Linked DNA regions of Homo sapiens: region 1 is linked to region 2. A link is a loop called in an ENCODE intact Hi-C map of the cell type or tissue named here. Cell type or tissue: CD14-positive monocyte. All regions are shown on one strand. Each heading gives the region's core, and the rest is flanking DNA. Links, peaks and the distances in the headings are about the cores only. Region 1 holds the start of SMG6-AS1 (SMG6 antisense RNA 1). Region 2 overlaps SMG6 (SMG6 nonsense mediated mRNA decay factor).

Region 1 (10,742 bases), core at 718-8,717, 70 kb before region 2:
GATAGCTTCCTTTGAGGGACAGGGTTAGCATGGGTACACAGGGAATAATTTAGTAGAAGGTTCCTGTTTCTAACTGGATTATAATAATGACAGTGATGACAACAGCTATCACTTACTGAGTGCTTATTACTGGCCAGGTACCGGGCTACCCATTTTTCATGTATTAACTCAGTTAATCCTCACAACAGCCTGTGAGATAAGATAGGTGCTATCACCATCCCTATCTTATAAATGAACAAACTGAGGTTTAGAAGTCAACACCTCGCTCAGGGTCACATGGCTAGTAAAGGCAGAACAGGGATTGAAGCCCAAGTGAATCTGACTCCAAAGTTTATGCTCTTACCAATAATAATAAGCTAAGCCATCCTGAATCCAGACCAGAAGCTCAGATCCAGCCCTCAGTGGCTCAGCATCGTGAGGCCTGCTGCAGGCCCACCCTAGATCTGTTCAGTACAGACTGCTCTCTTCTCTAACTGTCCAGCTCAAGGTCATATACAGATGGAATCTCTTGACTGAAAGGGATTACTCAGGTGGGTGGCTGGGTAGATGACGGGGGTATACTTTGCCTTGTGAGCAGAATCTAGGGGTGTTTTGGTAGGATCCCTAAGCGACTAAACTGTGTTCTATTCACAAAGAACTATGTCTGAAGAAACACCTTTCCCTACCTCTCCCAATCTGCTGAAGTGATTCAGTTTTGCAGTTTGGGGAGAGATGAGATCTGAGGATGGGGCCAGAACTGTCACTATCCTAAGAGATGTCAGGGGTCTGGGATGCTGTCCACAGTCACCATTCATCTGACACAGGCATGCTATAGTGTCACAGCGCTCACCTCCAGAGAGGCCCAGGCCGTGGAAAGAAGGAAAACTCTGCACATTCACTTCCTTGTTCATGAGGTTAACCCAGACTGCAGTGAGCGGGACAGAATGCCTGCCTAGCCCATGGGGGAACACTGCCTCTGCCTGCTCTGACTAGGGATATACAAGGTTATCACGGGGCTTGAAGTGAGCTTGACTGAGGTCAAAAGAGGGTCAGAGAAGCTTGTCTGAGGTTGGCTCAGCTCTCACAGTAAACGAGGAAGTGCAAGGTTATGAAATTACACAGACCAGGGTAAGCACAGTTTCCCAGAGGCCACTAACATGAAGGAACCCAGGAGACTCGTGGGAAAAGGAAGAAGTGGGCAGCCTGGTGTGGGTCACAACCTTTGTCTGGTCAATAAGCCTTAGAACGAGAAAAAAAAGTGTGGCACTACCAAGATCCGGGACCAGAGAAGTCATCTGTTCCTTGTGAGGGCAGAGAAGGCCTTCTCTGGCTTTGGTGCTGTGGCCCTCTCTGGGCCTCACTTGCCTCACTGGATTTGGGACTGCAGGCTCCCCTGGCCACAGGGCATCTTTGGGCAAGCCTGGGAGCTAACCTGGCTGTGCCCTCAGCCTGAAAGTGCGGGTGAAAGAGCTGACGGAGGCACTGCTCCACCTGTGCTTCCCCACACAGTACCCAGGGCTTGGGTGGCACTGCTCTGCCCTGCCTGAAGCCTGGATGCCCTGCCAGCTTTAGCAAGCCTGCTGTCCCCTCCCATGCTAACAGCTCATTCTTTCCCATTATTCTCTGCCCAGGTTTCATCTGGAGAGTCTGGAATCCTAGGCTCAGCTTTATCCCTGGAACCACCTCTGTCCTGGAAGCTGAGCCCTATGTCATCAGGGGTGGGGTGGGGCTCTCCAGTTATTCTAATGAAGCCAGTCCAAGACTCTGCTGCTCTCAGGACTCTGATCCAAAGGTGGCCACTCTATCACTGTTTCAGATCACAAACGACAGCTTCCAGCTGACATCTGGCTTCCTTGGCCTGTTGCTGACTTCATCCCTGTACCCCGCCCTGCTCTACCGGGCGCTTGAGACTGCTGCAGGCCAAATGACTGTGTTGGCCTATGGGTGACCTGGCCCCTGGCTAGAATCGCTTCCGTCCCTTCCCTTAGTCCCATGTTCCTTCCCACCTAAGTCTCTTGTCTTTAACACTGTGGGGTAAAAAGAAGAGTCAACCTTCAGGTAAAAGTGAGGTGTGTGTGAACACACATCCAGACAGAAATACCCACACCCAGACACACAGCAGGGCAGCTGGAAGTGATACTAAATGCATACATGCTCCAACAACATCACACTCACAACCACTCAGAACCCACAGAGAGCAGGGAAGCTGGCAGCAGTGTTTACTTAAACTGACACACAAACCCAGCACACACAGACCCACATCAACAATCACTCCCAGAAAGACACAAATAGGCAATGGCAATATATAGGGCAGGGCAACTGCCAGTGGACTATTGCAGGGGCGGGTACACAGGCTCATGCATGTGCATGCGCGTGCGCACACACACACACAGACGCGCACACACACACACAGACACACACACACGAGTCTGGAGTGAAGCAAGGGCTACAGGAACAACCAAGGGCAAACAAACAAGAGGAGAATTCCTTAATCACATCAGGATGTGCAGGAGGGAGGGAGGGAACAAGGGAGGGAGGGTAGGGCAGGGGAGGGGTGATTTTCCACACAGGGCCAGCAATGTCAGCTCTTCCTGTACGTGTGCTGGAGGCTGGAGTTCAGGCCTGTGCTGCATTGGGCTCCACACATCTATAAACTTGATCCTGACCACCCCCCTCTCCCTTTCCTAAGCCTCGAGAGCTGCACATTATTCAACTCCTTTCTTTCTTTTCCTCCCTTCTCCTCAATGCAGCATTAAAAGAAGCATCTGGAACTCGTAGTGGAGTAGGATGGAGGCACCGGGGTGGACTGGCAGGAAGGGGCACCATCAGAGCACACTCTCGAGAAGCTGGCTGGTCACATTAACACAGACGCTGTTCTCTGTGCTCATAAATAAGCAGGAGGAAAAGCTGAAGCCACGAGCAGAATGGGGAGGGGGCCTTCCCTCTGCCACAGCGGGCTCTTCCCGCATAGTACCTCATCTTCCAGTCGTGTTCCCTCTTGGCTTCCCATTTCCTTTCCCATGGTGTCTGGGACGGGTGCCACTGACACATACTTTCCACCCTTGAATGCCAGCAGAGGCTCTTCTTGTCCACAAAGGGCTTCCAGAAAATACTTCAGCACTGTGACCCTTTTGCAGTCAGCTGCAATAACCTACAGGGTGAGAGGGAGAGAAGAAAAACAGCATTTTCTGAAAGGGAAGATGGAGACGAGATGTTGCTTGCCGGCTGAGGGGCACAGGGGAACTGTGTCAAAGCTACCAGGCAAGGGGGTCAGAATGAATGACGGGGTGCGGAGGGCACAAGGGCATGTCAGGTGGTAAGTGAGGGCCCAGGGCAGGCTGAGGATCAAGATCTTCTGAGGTTATCTCTCCTTAGGTTATCTCTGGGGCAGCAGACAACCCCAGGGACCAGTGACAGGTGCCTTACATTTATTTGAGTAAGGTCCTGATACAAAACAGAATATATGACATATCTTCTAAGTTTGGTCTAGAACCAGCAGAGGGAAGAGTGGAGTGCTTTCACAGCATAGAGCTTTCTGGGGCCCCTCGCTGCCACTCTCCACTCCTCTCCCAGCACCCCTGCTCCAGACTCCCAAAAGGAGAATTTTCAGCCCAAGTGCAAATTGAATGCTAAGGGCTTTCTTGGCTGTTTCATTTCAACCAGATCATTTTGGGCTTCCCCTGACAGGTTCCTGCCCTATCTAAGAGCTCCTCATGCTCAAGAGACTAGAGTCAGGCAGGAAATTGTCAGGAGAGAGACAGGCAGAGCAGGTGGGGATGTTTCACCAAAGCTATACTCTTTCTGACGTTTACGCCAACCTGCTCCCATGTGGCCACATCAGCACACAAGTCAGTGCTGTCAGAGAAGCTTGGGCTGATTTAGCTGAGATGAAACTCAGTATCTTGAGCAACAGTCAAATGTGTAAGTGTCTCAGATTAAGTGTCCACCGTCCCCCAGTCTGGGCCCCCCTTCTGGAGGCACCACACCTGCATGCCCTCTCCTCCACACCCGTTTGCTTGGCTCACACTCTCCTCCATGCTTGCCCCTGTGTGCCCTTCTCTTCATCTCTAGCCTCCAGCATCCTCTTCTCCCTACTGGCTGAGTGCTCACCAAGGGAGAGGGGCCCTGCTGGATCTGGAGCTTGAAAGCTGAAGGCCATTCCACATGGGAAACACACGTCCGTGGCCAGACGTGCCACAGGGGACGGCCCCTTCATCCTCACTGACTAGCCCCTGCCTCTCTTTTAATGCATCCTCGTTTCTTAGTGTGAAAGGAACTTCACAGTAATAAGCCTTCTATCTGCAGCACATAGGGAAGTACTAACCTGGAGACTACTGATGATCATTTTACAGGTGCAGGTGTTCTCTCTCTCATGTGGACAGCAACCCCTCTGGTGGCAAAGCCTAAATCTCATCGTTTTCGTACGTCACTGGCAAGAATTGTAAGGACAAGCTGTGCACACAGTAGGCTCACAGTAAAGACGGACAGCCCAGGGAAGCTCGGCTGGGTACCACAGAGAGCAGATGAAGCAGGCATGACCCATGTTCTCTAAGACAGTGGAAATAAATGAGCACCGCTGTGCAGGCTGGCTGCCCAGGAAAGTGCGGCACACACCGGTCAACTGTGTGCTCTGTGGCTGCATCCTCTGCCACCTTCACCAAAAAGCCAACCCCGCTTTCCTACACGGTCTAGGAGTGTTCTCTGCTTTCTCTCACCATTGGCCCTGTTACCATTATAGGCTGGAATCTCAAGCTAAGTACTTTGACCACCTTCACCTGAGAGGTTGATGTAGAAGGTTCTCGGCTACCCAGAAGGGCTTAGAAAAAGTTCAGCCCCTTGAGCTTGGGGTGCCTGGTCCTGGGCTTGCCTCCGTGAAGGAGAAGGGAAGCTTGTCTTGGCCCAGGGCAGGTAAGCCTGGTTCCATTGCGTGTATTCAAACATGTGATGAGGAAGGCTAGAAATACAGAAGCAGGGGCTAAAAGGCATTAAAGAACAGAGCCGAAATGAGTAATAGCCTGGCAGGCAGCACGCACAGTGGCCTCCCTGCATCTCCAGCCTCTCACTTGCATAGGAAACTTCTGCATTTCCACAAGACTGCCAGTTTCCTCTCTGTGGTCTAATTTTAACCACCTTGTCGTTACAGTGTGTGTCAGCCACCTGACCCCACTATGACCTCTGACCTTACGCCCCAGCTACTGCTTGCACTATGGAGAATTATGTAATGGGTCCAGGATTTTCCTTCTTGGTGTGAGGCTGCTGCCACTGAATGGAGAGGAGAGGGGAGCTAAGGAGTGAGAAGAGGACAGAGGAAAAGCTTGCAATTGTCCTTGGCCTCACCTGGACGATGAGAGGTACACTGGCACCCCTGCTAAGTGTGCAGAGGAAACCTGCCCAGGACAGGAGTGTGCCACGGACACATGCACAGACAGGCGGGCAGGAGTGTTGCTGCTGCTAGAGCACGGGCTACATGGTATGCTGCGTGGCTAAGAAAGCATGGTTTCTGGCCGACAGGGAGAAAAGCCACATGTGTGGATGTGGGACTCCTGGAGATGGGGATTTCCAGGGCACAGCAGGACCCAGGGATGTGGACATCCTGAGGCCACCTGCAGCACTTCCTTACAGGGTCTGTGGGAATTGCCTATTCCATGGACACAAGCAACGAGGAGTAGCCCTCTCCCAGTTTTCATTTCCGCCCCATTTAGAAGGAAATTGGTTTCCTTGGGGATTGTGTCTGTCATAGCTATTAGTTCCTTCTCTAGGACAAGGACAACTGCTGGCTGATATGCAAAAGGCTGTGATCTACTGGGGTCTCTGACCTGGTGTTAACAGGCCTGGAAAGGATTCTACCTGTTTGGAGAGAGAAAGGTTGTCTGTCTTTTGGAAGAGTACCCTGTCCTTTGCAATCCAAGCAGCAGGGAGGATGGTCAAAGCTGTGTAAAGTGTACTGTGGGAGTGAGAAGTGCACAGTCTGAGCTCTTTAGTAGATGGAGAAACTGAGAGGCAGAATGTCCAGGGCTTGCCCAGAGGCACAGAGAAACCTTCTGTCTGTAGCTCACTGGCCTGTCTGCAAAAGCATTCTGTCTTAACTTGGGGGGAATAAGCCCACTGGGGAGAGGACCACCGCTCTCTTGATGCTGGAGTTCTGTAGGAGACTTACGGGAATATTCTCCTAGACAAAGCCTCCAGCACTTGAGTCAGGGAAAAAGCAACACAAGACAGTTTAAATACAGTTAATAAGAGACTTCATAATGAAAGAAGCCTTTCAAACCACTGACAAAAAGCCAATTCCAAGATGATCTTTGCTTGGTCTAGGAGGACTTCCTGGTAGGAGAGGGGTTAAAGCTGGACTCCCTGCTTGGAGAGGAAGGACTCCAGATGAAGTCTGTGACATCATCCCCACAGTTAACTCTGCTCGTGAGCACATTTTTCCACTCTATATCAATGAAAACCAGAGAATGTAAGTGGCATGTATATCGCAGCTCTGGGGGCAAACTCTGGATCCTCCAGAGGAGAAAGAGCTGGGCGGGAGAGGCTCCCTTCCTGGGCTACATTAGCACGTGGGGCTGGACTGGGGATAGAGGCGACTAAAAGGGCCGCCAGCCAGGGAACACCCTGGGGAGCCTACGGACCTCTCCTCTGCGGTGTACCTTCTCAGTCACAGTCCTGACCCTTCTGGAGGGAGATGCACTGTGTAGGCGATTGTCAAGAATTCCCAAGTTAATTGACAAAATATCACATACAAATCATTTCAATCAGCTTGGGAAAGAAAACTGGGGCTTTAGGTCAGGGAAGAGCTGAAAGAAAGCCCCTTTCCCTTCCCCTGAAGATTGTCGGAGGCAGCTTACCACTGCAGCAGGAACTGAAACCTTTAGCTTTAGGGCTCCAGTTATCACTCTAATCAAGTCCACACGCAAAGAACCAAGCAGAAAGGAAAACTGAAAGTGAGATGTGGAGAGGCGATACCGGAGGCTGTTCTCTCCTAGGCTCAGTTCCTTAGAGAGAGATAATGTAAGCATCGGGTAAGTAGGGGCTGGAGCCAAGGGGAGCGAGGAACAAAGGAGAAAACCTCTAGGTCAAGAGAGTAGACTGGGTTACTGTTCTGGGGTATTTAAGGTGGAGAGGTGGAGAAGTAAAGAAAAATGGTGTTTCTTGACTGGGCACGGTAGCTCACGAATGTCATGTCAGCACTTTGGGAGGCCAAGGTGGGCAGATCACCTGAGGTCAGGAGTTCAAGACCAGCCTGGACAACATGGTGAAACCCCATCTCTACTAAAAATACAAAAATCAGCCGGGTGTGGTAGTACATGTGGTAGTCCCAGCTACTAGGGAGGCTGAGGCAGGAGAATCGCTTGAATCTGGGAGGTGGAGGTTGCAGTGAGCCGAGATTGCACCACCGCACTCCAGCCCAGGCAACAAGGCGAGACTCTGTCTCAAAAAAAAAAAAAAAAAAAAGGAAAGAAGAAAAAATGGTGTTCTCTGAAAACTGGTGACTCTTCACAGCCACTCGGTAGGGAACAAGCACAGTGTGGGTAGAGATGCCCGGCGGGGGAGGGGGGTTGGGGAGAGAAAACGAGCTATATGCTGCTTTATGAAGGTAGGGAGGGTAAGAGAGAACGGGAACTAAGCACCAGGTATCACATACTCATGTGCTCTGAGTTGCAAGACTTAACACCTCAGGGCAGCCCCGGGGAAGGGAGAAAACCTCCAAATCTAGCCAGGGAATATGAGGAAGGGCTGGAGAGCCAGGACCCTGGATGCAAGCTCTAGGGAGTGAGGGACTCGCTCTATCGTTACCTGGTCCCCGTTTTCTCCAAACAGGCTTCTTGGAAGGCACAACCATGGTTACTAGTCATTTTGCAAAATTTCTTTTTCTGAATTTTTGGTTTGGAGAAATCGGAGTTTAAACTTGTACTATCAGCCAGTTCTTTTTTCTAGTCTTAACAGTCCAGCTTGCTACTGCTCCTCTGGTTAAAGAGAACAATCACACGGGTTTCCCCCCACAAACTCAAGTTTACAGGTTGTTTTTCTTGTTTCTCTAAATGGAGCCAATTATTCTCACATTTGTTGAAACCTTCAATCAAACTTTATAGCTTGTTAATTTTACAGAATGTCCTTAGAGCAAATAAGATGCAGACAGGAACATGAAGTCTTTCTGAGATTATTAAGAAACCTTAAAATAGCCTACAAATCCAACACCAAGGCTGGTAAAATACAGGCTGCTTGGCTGGCTTCTGAGGTCAATTAGCAATGGGTTAATTATCATCTTTAATGAGCCAAACCTCCAGGATTGGCCACAAGAAATTTAACTCAGACTAATGTGTTTTCACAAACTGGGAACCTCTAGTTATGCACTACTCACCCTCAGAGGAAACTGAAGGGTGGGAAGCTCAATTCTGTAGCAGCCAAGGGTGGGCCAGCCTACGAAGGGGTCTGCCAATGGAAGTTCAGACACAAGAAATAAAAAATACCACACAGGGAATCCTCTGGAGCTGGGAGGACAGAGGAAATGGTTTATTCACATTCCTAGGGGGAGGGGCCTCCTGGCAGGAAGCAGACTCCAGAAGGCAGGAGCGAAACTGGCCACAAGGATGCACAGTCAGTCTGAAGACACAGGCAGTAGCTTAGGATGGGGAGACAGACATTCACAGCCTACTTGAGTCAGAAGAAGTTGGTATGAAATTGAGAAAGAGGCTCATGGGTCAGAGAGGAGGGAAAGAAAGAACCTGTGCAGGGGCTGAATGATAAGGGGGACAGAGTGAGAAAAAGCACACATCCTTGGACCAGATGCATCTCCTGACAACCTCGGAGCATACTGTCCAAGGGATCAATTCAAACAGTATTTCACTCTTTCCCTACCCCTGCTATAGCTGGGCCTCTTTCTATGTAAAGCGTTAAGTACAGGCTACTTTCTCAGTCTTTTTGCTTTTTTTTTTTTTTTGAGAGAGAGTCTCGCTCTGTTGCCCAGGCTGGAGTGCAGTGGTGCGATCTCGGCTCACTGCAAGCTCTGCCTCCCGCGTTCACGCCATTCTCCTACCTCAGCCTCCCGAGTAGCTGGGACTACAGGCACCCGCCACCACGCCCAGCTAATTTTGTGTGTGTGTGTGTTTTTTTTTAGTAGAGACGAGGTTTCACCGTGTTAGCCAGGACGGTCTTGATCTCCTGACCTCGTGATCCGCCCGCCTTGGCCAACCAAAGTGCTGGGATTACAGGCGTGAGCCACTGCGCCTGGCCCCTTTTTCTTTTTTTTTTTTTGAGACAGAGTCTTGCTCAGTCACCCAAGCTGGAGTTGCACTGGCATGATCTCAGCTCACTGCAACCTCCGCCTCCCGGGTTGAAGCGATTCTCCTGCCTCAGCCTCCTGAGTAGCTGGGATTACAGGTGCGCACTACCATGCCTGGCTAATTTATGTATTTTCAGTAGAGACGGGGTTTCGCCATGTTGGCCAGGCTGGTCTCGAACGCCTGACCTCAAGTGATCCACCGCGCCCGGCCTTTCTCAGTCATTTCTAATCCCGGTGTCCAGATCCAACCCTCCGTAGTCCTATGGTTGGCCTGTGCTAGCTGAAGGGTCATTGGGTCACAAGATGAAATGCTAACATCATTGGTCCACCCACAGCAACCACACCATTCCATGTGTCTGGTCCCAACAGCTGTGTTTTCTTCTTAGAGGAGGCAATGAGGGCCATTATCAATCAGCCAGCATTGCACAGATGCCTGCTGTCCCCACCTGTAACCACCAGGTGTGTGCTGAAGTCTCTTAGAGAAGGGGAGGTGGGAACTGGCAAATGGTCAGATGGCAAGACCTGGTGCTGGTGGGGAGACTATCCCAAGACAGGGTTACTGAAGATCCCAAAAGGTACACGTATATTTGGCTACTAGGAAGGAGACGATGTTCACACTGAAGGGAGAACCAGGGGAACAGGGGAGTTGTGAAGCACACACAGGAAGTAATGAGGTAAATAAAGTATAAAAAACAGGGCCATTCTGGCAAGAGGCAAGACAAGGCAATACAGGAGGTTGGACAAGAGCCTGGGCTTCATAGTTACACAGACGTGAGTTCAAGTACTAACTGCCACTTCCTGGCTGTTTATCCTTAGACAAGTTACTTAACCTCTCTGAGCCTTTGTTTGCTCAAGTTGTTTGTGAGGTTTAAAAGATAATACAGGCCGGGTGCAGTGGCTCATGCCTGTAATCGCAGCACTTGGGGAGGCTGAGGCAGTGGATCACCTGCGGTCAGGAGTCCGAGATCAGCCCGGCCAACATGGTGAAACCCCATCTCTACTAAAAATACAAAAATTAGCTGGGTTAGTAGCGGGCTCCTGTAATTCCAGCTACTCAAGAGGCTGAGGCAGGAGAATCTATTGAACCCAGGAAGTGGAGGTTACAGTGAGCTCAGATCGTTCTATTGCAATCCAGCCTGGGTGACAGAGCAAGACTCTGTTGCAAAAAAAAAAAAAAAGATAAGACAAGCCTGGGCAACATAGTGAGACTGTGTCTGTCAAAAACAAACAAACAAACAAAAAAGCTGGGCATGGTGGTGCAACACACCTATGGTCCGAGCTAACTAGGAGGCTGAGGTAGGAGGATTGCTTGAGCCGGGGAAGTCAGAGCTGCAGTGAGCCATGAGCACGCCACTGCACTCTAGCCAGGGTGACAGAGTGATATCGTGACTCAAAAAGAAAAAAAAAGACAGAGGGAATACATATCAAATACTTAGCGAGATGCCTGGGCCCAGTAGGTGCTCGATAATTGAGCAGCTGGCAT
Region 2 (10,742 bases), core at 1,478-9,477:
AGATGAAAGGAGTTCTTCAAAGCAATGACTCCTTGGAGGCTATCACTTTAGAATTGGGAATGATTACTTATCAAAAAACGACTTCACTCTGGAATATACTACGGGCAAGAAGCTGGCCTGACCTCTCGGGTATTCTGTTGGAGTCGGCCTGAGCCGGAGAGGCCTTGATGAATTTGGAGTGATGGCAGGAAGTGAGGAACCCAGTTGAAGGTAAGAGCCCAGAAGCTACATCATAGGCGGGGACAGGAGAAAGAACTGAAAAAAGCTTCAGAAATCTGTCTGGACAATTCAGTTTGGCCCACCCCTTATCCCCCTCTTTCATTTTAAATAAACAGCTTCAAAAGGGGTGGTCCTCACAACTTTCTGCTGACTAAGGTCTCAATTTCCTTATGGTCCTCTACTAAGAGAGCCTGTGAACCCTTCAGCTCTCAGCATTTAATCAGTCAAAACTTAGTCTCTAAAGTGAAAAGACAAGCCACAGACTGAGAGAAAATATCTGCAATGCATTTGTACCTGACAAAGGATTTGCATCCTAAATATATAAAGACCTCTCAAGACTCAGTAAGAAAATAATCCGATTTAACAATAGGCAAAAGATGTGAATAGACACTTCACCAAAGAAGATACACAGATGACAAATGAACATATGAAAAGATGCTCAACATCATTAGCCATTAGAGAAATGCGAATTAAAATCACAAGGTACCTAGTATAATTATTAAAAAACAAACAAACTGACAGGATCAAGTGCTGATAATGATGCCAGAACAGGAACTGCTCGTGCAATACGGTGCAGCCACTTTGTAAAACAGTTTGCTGGTCTCTAGCGAAGTTAAACATACTCTTATCACATAAACCACCCGTTCCACTCCTAAGTATTTATCCAAGAGAAATGAAAACCTAAGTTCATTTAAGAAACGTAAAGACTGATGCACAAATGTTTACAGCAGTTCTATCCATGACCACCAAAAACTGCAAATAGCCCAAATGTTCAACTGGTGAATGGATAAACAAATCATAGTGTATGTATACAATGGAATACTACTCTGCAACAAAAAAGAACATATGATTGATATAGGCAACAGCATGCATGAATCTCAAATGTATTACGCTATGCGAAAAGAAGCCAGACTCAAGAGCTCTATATCAAGCTTATCCAACCCGTGGCCCACGCAGCCCAACGCAAATTTATAAACTTTCTTAAAATACTATGAGATGTTTTTTGAGACTTTTTTTTAAAGCTTATTAGCTATCGTTAGTGTTAGTGTAGTCTATGTGTGGCCCAAGACAATTCTTCCAATGTGGCCCAGGGAAGCCAAAAGATTGGCACCCCTGCTCTATGTACTGTATGATTTTATTTATACGTCATTCTGGAAAAAGCTAAGTTACAGAGACAGAAAACATCAGAAGTTGTCAGGGACTGGGGTTGGGAAGGGAGCTGGTTGCATGAGGGAATTTTTGGGGGTGTTGAAAATGGTCTATATCTTAATTGTAGTGATGGTTACATGAAAGTATGTGTTTCTCAAAACTGTACAACAGAGTGAATTTTAACTTATGCAAACCCGCCCATCTTGGTTGCTAAGAGTCTCTATGGCACAGGGGTAAACTGGTGGAACGCCACTCCACGCGGTGACTGGGGGAACCTGGGGATGCATGTAGAGTGTGACGGTGACTGGGGAACCTGGGGATGCATGTAGAGTGTGACGGTGACTGGGGGAACCTGGGGATGCATGTAGAGTGTGACGGTGACTGGGGAACCTGGGGATGCATGTAGAGTGTGACGGTGACGGGGGAACCTGGGGATGCATCTAGAGTGTGACGGTGACTGGGAAACCTGGGGATGCACGTAGAGTGTGATGGTGACTGGGGGAACCTGGGGATGCATGTAGAGTGTGACGGTGACTGGGAAACCTGGGGATGCACGTAGAGTGTGCGGTGACGGGGGAACCTGGGGAGGCACGTAGAGTGTGACGGTGACGGGGGAACCTGGGGATGCACGTAGAGTGTGACGGTGACTGGGGAACCTGGGGATGCATGTAGAGTGTGACGGTGACTGGGGAAACCTGGGGATGCATGTAGAGTGTGACGGTGACTGGGGAACCTGGGGATGCATATAGAGTGTGACGGTGACTGGGGGAACCTGGGGATGCATGTAGAGTGTGACGGTGACTGGGGAACCTGGGGATGCATGTAGAGTGTGACGGTGACTGGGAAACCTGAGGATGCACGTAGAGTGTGACGGTGACGGGGGAACCTGGGGATGCACGCAGAGTGTGACGGTGACTGGGAAACCTGGGGATGCATCTAGAGTGTGACGGTGACTGGGAAACCTGGGGATGCATCTAGAGTGTGACGGTGACTGGGAAACCTGGGGATGCATGTAGAGTGTGACGGTGACGGGGGGGAATCTGGGGATGCATCTAGAGTGTGACGGGGCTGAGGGAGGGCCCACTTTCACCTTGAAATTACAGACAACACTATAAAACAGACAAAGATTTATGTTGGAAAAAAAGAATTTTATGCCCTTTGTCCTTCAACTTTTTCCTTGTTGTAGAGACAATACAACCTTCTTTAGAGATTACAAAGGTATGAAATCTCAGCCTGGTATTCCTCCTCCCTTTACATGTCCTGTTTCACTTAGGCAGAGGTCTCTGTTTCTCCAAAAGAGCAAAGTGTATATTCAAGCTGAAATCAGAGGCCTAGACTAACTAGAGGCCTGCTGGCTGGAAGGGATTAATGTGCACAGAACTTAATAAAAATGAATACTGAAACTATTGTTAATAATAAACACCTGCTAACCTCTAATTAAAAAGTATAAGGACAGCATGGTGGCTGTAATCACAGCACTTTGGGAGGCCAAGGTGGGTGAACTGCTTGAGCTCAGGACTTCAAGACCAGCCTGGGCAACATGGTGAAATCTCATCTCTACAAAAAAATACAAAAATTAGCGGGGTGTGGTAGCATGTACCTGTGGTCCCAGCTACTCAGAAGCTGAGGTGGGAGGATCCCTTGAGCTCAGAAGGTTGAGGCCACAGTGAGCCACTGCATTCCAGCACTGGCAACAAAACAAGATGTTGTCTCAAAAAAAACAAAGTATACTCTGAGAAAAAAAATTTTTTTTTTTTTTTGAGATGGAGTCTCACTCCATCACCCAGGCTGGAGTGCAGTGGTGGGATCTCAGCTCACTGCAACCTCCACCTTGCTGGTTCAAGTGATTCTCCTGCCTTAGCACCCCTAGCAGCTGGGATTACTGGGATTACAGGTGTGCGCCACCATGCCCGGCTACTTTTTGTATTTTTAGTAGAGACAGGGTTTCACCATGTTGGTCAGGCTGGTCTCAAGCTCCTGACCTCAGGTGATCTGCCCGCCTCAGCTTTCCAAAGTGCTGGGATTATAGGCGTGAGCCACGGCGAATGAACCAAGAAATCTGTCATGTTTTCAGTGGGTAAGGGAAAAAACATAAAGTATCCATGTGAAAATAAAGTTTCTCTTCATGTCATTAACAATAAAATGATGAGGATAGCCACCTCCAAAGATATAGCAGATTAAATGAAAAAGTATGCCTCTTATAATGAGGTTACATGACCATAAGGAGCAAGTAGGTTCCATGGAAAAAGATGTGTGTTACAGCAGTACCCAGAAAGCTATGAAAGCAGTGAGCCTGAAGAAGAGAACACATCCCACTCCTACCATAGTGTCTGATCTCCACGCCTCTGCTTCACAACTTAGTCCTTCTAGCACTTTTTGGGTGCTTCAAGAGAGGAAGGAAATGGTACAGAAACGCAGCTTGTACATAAAGGGCACAAGCATGTAAGCATATGCACACATACAAATGCAGAGAAAAGGTCTTTTCATTTAAATGGAGGAAGCTGCCATGTCTACCTCTATAAGCAAAAGTATTAATCATCCACCGTCTGGTTTTAATCCACACGCTCCTGATCCTGCATTTGAATGTATTGTTATCAGGGGAAGAAGCATTTCTGCTCAATCTTATTCACCAGCCAAAAACCTGAAAATGTGAAAACCACATTGGTAGGGTACCTTCTTGGGGACCCAGAAAACTGAGCTGAGCTGCTCTTTTACTGTTTTCTTTACCTTTTTTTTTTTTTTTTTAAAATAATGAACAAATGTCAATTTCAGGGGCACTCAGATTAGATAGAGCTCAGGCCGGGTGCCGTGGTTCACGCCTGTAATCCCAGCACTTCGGGAAGCTGAGGTGGGCAGATCATTTGAGGTCAGGAGTTCGAGACCATCCTGGGCAACATAATGAAACTCTGTCTCTACTAAAAATACAAAAAAAATTAGCCGGGCGTGGTCAGTGGGTGCCTGTAACCCCAGCTACTCCGGAGGCTGAGGCAGGAGAATCGCTTGAACTCGGGAGGTGGAGGATGAAGTGAGCTGAGATTGCACCACTGTACTTCACCCTGGGCAACAGAGAGACACTCCTTCTCAAAAAAAAAAAAAAAAAAAAAAAAAAAAAGAGTTAAAAGCTCAAACTACAGGTCCTTCTATCTTAGAGTGACACTATCCTCAGGGAAATTAGCATCTTTTCTTCTGTTATTTCCCAAAGAGATCCAGCCACACACAACTTGACTAACATCAGCCTGTCAGATGCAAGACTGGGCACCCAGGTGCATCCCTTATGAGCATTTACAAATGAAATGCCAAGCCCAAACAGCAAGCCTTTCCCTCCTGTCTCTGTTTTGTTTTTTTTTGCTTGTTTGTTTTTTGAGACAGGGTCTTGCTGTGTAACCCAGGCTACAGTGCAGTGGCACGATCACTGCTCACTGTAGCCTCGACCTTCCAGGCTCAAGCAATCCTCCCACTTCAGCCTCCAAGTAGCTGGGACTACAAGCATGCAACGCCATGCCTGGCTAATTTTTATTTTTTTGTGGTGACAAGGTCTCACTATGTTGCCCAGACTGGTCTCGAACTTCTGGGCTCGAGCGATCCTCCCGCTTTAGCTTCCCAAAGTGCTGGGATTACAGGCATGGTGTCACCGGGTGTGTCTCCATTCTTCTAGTTCATGCTTTGCTAACAGTAAGGGAAGGGTTTAAAAAAGTGTTTGTATGTATCTCAGCATGTTTCTTCCACTGTTTGTGCTAGAGACCCTCCCTCCTCCTAAGGGTTAACCTAAAAAGGTTCCCAAAGTCCGTATGTGGGCTGAAGTACCTTCTTCAAAGCCATTAGTCACCAACCTTGCAGTCTTACTCCAGACTGCACACGGGGCCACCCATGACACAAAAACTCTGGCAAGATTAGGGGCTAGCAAGAGCAGAAGAAACCACAATATGCCTGAGACTCCCAGGAGAACAGTGACTAGTGCTGGTAGGGAACAGACTGACAGACAAAGCAGACAGACTCTAACCAGGCCTCGCTCTGTTTTCGATGCAACACAAATGTTTTCCATTAAAAGTTCCCTGCCCCACAAACACTCATACATGCAGCTATGAACTCCACATACTCAACTTCTGCTTTTCTGGCACACTGACCCAACTACCTCTCCTGTTCCTCTGGAAGAGAGCAAAGATGAGGGTAAACAGATTTTGGTACCCCTATCACAAAGGTAAGTGGAAGGGAACCACAATTAGAAGCATGCTTACTAAGTACCACCCAACATGAGTATGACTGAGCAGGCCAAAGGGAAGAAGGCAGAAAGCATGGACTTTCCTTTTGCCAAAACCAATCCTGTCTAGCTTTGGATCTTACTGTTTGGCTCTCATGCTTTCAGCTTAAAGTTAGGCTTAACTTTGTAGTAAAGTCTGCAAATGATCTTCATCAGGAGGTGTTGGTCACCAATAAAACCAAAACAGGCAAAAACCTCAGAACACTCATTACAAAGTCTGCAAAATTCTAGTACTAAGCAATCAGGGAATGCTGGCTGATTTGTAACCTGTATTTCAAATGCTTAGAACCAGCTGGGTATTGCAATGGCGACAAGAAGCTGAATTAGAAATCCCTAAACCATCAGCAAGCTCTCCTCCCACCACCAGTAGAACCTGGCCCAGGTGCATTTCTAACCAAAGTCACAGGAGTGGGACACATAAATGTTTGAGTAATTCCTTAAAAGAAAAGAAACCACAAGTAAGAATTTAAGGGAGTAATAAAAAGGGGTGAACATTGAAAAGAAGGGAAGAAGTTAATTTTTTAAATGGCATGTGAGAAATAAAAAGGAAATCCCCTGTTCAGGCAGCTCTGGAGTTCCCTAATTGCACAAGAGCAAAGGACACCCCCACGGAACATGTATGCCTTCTGAAGCCATTGCTCAACCTACACTCATTGTGCAATTTCAATCTTCCAAAGTTTTTTGCTGCACATATGCAAACCACGTTTTCCTCTGCATTCTAGAATTAAGAACAGTTTATCATTATTCTCTTCACTTTAGAGAGGGGTGTATGCATGAGCCAAAAAAGAAAAAAAAAAGTATTGCTAGATAAGCATTCACTACAAATGAGGTTTTATATTATTTCATCTGGTTATTTCTGAGTTTACTGGTAGTTAAGAAACACTTGAATTCACTCTTAGGCAGCTAAAGATTCATTTTTCCTGTCACTGACAATAATGATATCACAAAAAATAGCCCACGAAAACATCAAACCTTCAAAAGCCTTTGTCCTAAATGATGGCAATTCTAGAGTATTTGAAACAGTTAAAAGTGGAAGTCCCTACTGTGTAGTCAAAATTCCACCGGAAGGCTAAGCGCCGTGGCTCATGCCTATAATCCCAGCACTTTGGGAGGCTAAGGCAGGTAGATCGCTGGAGATCAGGAGTTGAGACCAGCCTGGGCAACATGGCGAAACCATGGCTCTACGAAAATTACAAAAATTAGACAGGTGTGGTGGCGTGCACCCATAGTCCCAGCTACTGGGGAGGCTAAGGTGGGAGGATCCCTTGGGAAACAGAGCAAGACCCTGTTTCAAAAAAAAAAAAAAAAAGTTTGCTGTTCAAGACTATGTTTAAAAAAAAAAAAAAAAGGCAAACCAGTCACAGACCACGAGAAATATTCACAGGATGTATATCTGACAAGTATTTGTGTCAAGAATATTTGAAGAACTCTTATAACTCAATAAGAAAACACCCCAATGTTTAAAAATGGCCAACAGATTAGAACATTTCCCAAATGAGGATATAATAATTGTCAGTAAACTCATAAAAAGATGCTCATCATTATTCAGGAAAATGACTATTAAAACTATGGCCAGGCACAGTGGCTCACGCCTGTAATCTCAGCACTTTGGGAGGCCGAGGCGGGTGGATCATTTGAGGTCAGAAGTTCGAGACCAGTCTGGCCAACATGGTGAAACCCTGTCTCTGCTAAAAATATGTAAAAAAATTAGGTGGGTGTGTGGTGGCATGCTACAGCTGTAATCCCAGCTACTTGAGAGGCTGAGGTAGGAGAATTGCTTTAACCCAGGAGACGGAGGCTGCAGTGAGCTGAGATCACGCCACTACACTCCAGTGTGGGTGACAGCGAGACTCTGTCTCAAACAAACAAACAAAAAAACCCTCCAAAAACATAAAACCAAAATGAGATACTACTTCACACTTACTAGCATGTCTAAAACTATAAAGATCAGAAATACCAAGTGTTGGCAAGAATATGAGCAACTAGAACGCTCACATATTGCTAGTGGGAGTATAAAAGGGTGTAATCACTTCAAAAAAGTTTGGAAGCTTCTTTTAAAGTTAGATATATACTTAAATGACTAAGCAATTCTACTCCTGGATATTTATCCAAGAGAAATGAAAATATATGACCACAAAAAAACCTGTACATTAATGTTCACAGTATCTTTTTCATAACCCCTCCAAAATAAAAACAGCCAAAATATCTATCAACAAGTGAATGGATAAACTGTGATATATCCATACAATGGAATACTACTCATCAATAAACGACTGAAAAAATATAATGCCCAATATGGATGAATCTCAGACGTTATGCTGAGTGACAAAACAAAGACATAAGAGTATATACTATATGATTCCATGTATATGAAATTTTATAACAGGCAAATCTAATCTATAGTGAGAATAATTAGATCAGTAGCTGCCTGGGGCAGGGAGTAGGATGGGGGATAGAGGCACTTGGGAACATTTTGTGGAGAAGGAAATATTCTATACCTTGATTGAAGTGGTCCTTATGCAGAATATATAAATATTCTGTATCTTGATACGGGTATATATACACCCATACATTCAAATGTATACCTTTCATTGTATGTAAATATATATTAGTAAGTTGATTAATGAAGTAAAGGTATTAACTATAAATTTATTTTTAATTAATTTTTTTGAGACAGATCTCACTCTATTGCCCAGGCTGGAGTGCAGTGGTGCAATCTCAGCTCACTGCAGCCTCCGCCTCCTGGGTTCAAGTGATTCTTGTGCCTCAGCCTCCCAAGTAGCTGGGATTACAGGGTGCACAACCAAACCTGGTTAATTTTTGTATTTTTAGTAGAGACAGGGTTTCACCATACTGCCCAGGCTAGTCTCGAACCCCTGACCTCTGGTGAACCGCCTGCCTCGGCCTCCCAAAGTGCTGGGATTACAGGCATGAGCCACCGCGCCTGGCCTTCAATTGTTTTGAATATCTAAAATTATGGGCTGGGTACAGTGGCTCATGCCTGTAATTCCAGCACTTTAGGATGCCAAGGCAGGAGGATCACCTAAACCTAGGAGTTCAAGGCCAGCCCAGGCAACATAGTGGGACCCCGTTTCCACAAAAAATTTAAAAATTAGCCAGGTGTGATGGCGTGCGCCTATAGTCCCCAGCTACTCAAGGGACTGAGGTGGGAGGATTGCTTGAGCCTGGGAAGTCAAGGCTGCAGTGAGCCATGATTGTATCACTGCCCTCCACCCTGGACAACAGGGCAAGACCCTGTCTCAAAAAAATAAATAAAATAAAAGTAAATATAATTATGAAGTAAAAATATATATTCTTTTACATATATGATATTATATTAGTAAAGAAAACTAAAAAGGGTGAGACAAAAAGTACCAGGGCAGAAGTTTAAATCAAAGTTTCTTTTTCTATCATACATTCTCCTCTTAACCAATTTTAATTTTATATTTATTAAGTCTTGAGACAAAGGTTGTATGTATGTATGTAGGTAGGTAGGTAGGAAGGCTAGGCAGGTAGGCATGCTCACATAACTGACCCTTTTTTTTTTTTTTTTTTAGAGATGGAGTTTTGCTCTGGTTGCCCAGGCTGGAGTGCAGGGGCGCGATCTTGGCTCACTGCAACCTCTGCCTCCTGGGTTCAAGCAATTCTGCCTCAGCCTCCCGAGTAGCTGGGATTACAGGCGTGCATCACCAAGCCTGGCTAATTTTGTACTTTTAGTAGAGATGGGGTTTCATCATGTTGGCCAGACTGTTCTCAAACTCCCGACCTCAGGTTGATCAGCCTGCCTCGGCCTCTCAAAGTGCTAGGATTACAGGCATGAGCCACCAATCCCGGCCTTTATTTATTTATTTTTTTTTTTGAGACAGAGTCTCACACACTGTCACCCGGGCTGGAGTGCAATGGTGCGACCTCGGCTCACTAATCTTCAGGTTTTCATATACCAGTCATCATCATTAATTACTGTTCATCTATAAGCAATCTTGCCTCCAAAGTTTGGAGTCCAGGACATTGTCCTGATCTTCTGGTCCTCAGACATTGCACTGCCACTACTCTTATATTTTTGCCCTTGAACACACCTCCTAAATGATGTAGATAAGACTACATACATTTAGTACCACTCAGAGCACTCTCAAGTCTCAAGGATTTGTCTAAAAAAAAAAAAAATCAAATTCTCTCTTCAAAGACTCAAATTCTAGACTTTGAGGTGCTTTTGAATCCAGGGCATTCCAAGATTTGAAGAACATTCAATCCAGAGGGAAAGATGCTGATAAATTCAGTCTGAGCATTCTATTCCACTCATATGAACCTTTCCTTCTTTGTTTATCCTCGGGAACTATTCTGAGTCCCTTTAAATATCTATGAAATGATAGAGAGGGAGGTCTAAGAAGGAGAAACTATCTCAAAGGGTAAGAACAAAAGACTTATGTGTAAGGCTCCCTGAGATGGCATCGTTTATACAACAGATAAAAGTCAATAACTTCCTATAAAACATCTAATGATTGAGGACTAAACAAATATTATAATATATTCATACAATATTGTGCAGCTCTTAAATTCATGTTATAGGTAAACATGGAAATATATATTTATTGCTAAGTGAACAAAGTACATTACAAAACAAAACATAAAGTTTGATTCTATTTCTGTTAAAAAGCAAAAATTGGCCAGGCGAGGTGGCTCACGCCTGTAATCCCAGCACTTTGGGAGGCCGAGGCGGCCAGATCACGAGGTCAGGAGATCGAGACCATCCTGGCTAACATGGTGAAACCCCGTCTCTACTAAAAATATAAAAAAAATTAGCCAGGCGTGGTGGTGGGCGCCTATAGTCCCAGCTACTCGGGAGGCTGAGGCAGGAGAATGGTGTGAACCCAGGAGGTGGAGCTTGCAATAAGCCCAGATTGCACCACTGCACTCCAGCCTGGGCGACAGAGTGAGACTCCCCATCTCAGAAAAAAAAAAAAAAAAAAAAAAAAAATCAGTGCTGGACATGGTGGTTTGTACCTGCAATCCCAGCTATTCAGGAAGCTGAGGCGGGAATACTGCTTGAAGCCAGGAGTTCAAGACCAGCCTGAGGAACACAGCTGAGATCCTGTCTCTAATAAATAAACAAATAACC

The links. A loop is a pair of places that touch in the nucleus more often than their neighbours do. Peaks named below come from ENCODE experiments on the same cell type or tissue, not always from the same donor. Only the 100,000 strongest peaks of a DNase experiment are listed, where the experiment ranks them.
Region 1: a loop joins it to region 2, with 2.9 times the contacts of the local background. A loop is called at or near these places in 7 of 110 quality-filtered maps.

The regions. Positions count from the first base shown.
Region 1 is chr17:2,082,772-2,093,513 of GRCh38, forward strand. SMG6 (SMG6 nonsense mediated mRNA decay factor) reads right to left here. Exons shown (of 19, transcript NM_017575.5): 14 at 2,954-3,130. SMG6-AS1 (SMG6 antisense RNA 1) reads left to right here and starts at 6,967. Exons shown (of 2, transcript NR_199038.1): 1 at 6,967-6,998. RefSeq lists enhancers at 1,129-1,188, 1,259-1,338, 1,794-2,706, 5,168-5,217, 6,579-6,758 and 3 more. In CD14-positive monocyte, for the core only: no CTCF peak of the experiment used is centred there; DNase peaks (open chromatin) are centred at 1,100, 5,060, 6,870, 7,500 and 2 weaker places; H3K4me3 peaks cover 4,599 bases; H3K27ac peaks cover 4,849 bases; H3K27me3 peaks cover 615 bases.
Region 2 is chr17:2,151,943-2,162,684 of GRCh38, forward strand. All of the region lies in intron 13 of SMG6 (SMG6 nonsense mediated mRNA decay factor), which reads right to left. Among named protein-coding and RNA genes, the nearest start is that of SMG6-AS1, 68 kb to the left of the region's middle. In CD14-positive monocyte, for the core only: no CTCF peak of the experiment used is centred there; DNase peaks (open chromatin) are centred at 5,249, 5,459, 6,239 and 6,689; H3K4me3 peaks cover 2,361 bases; H3K27ac peaks cover 3,265 bases.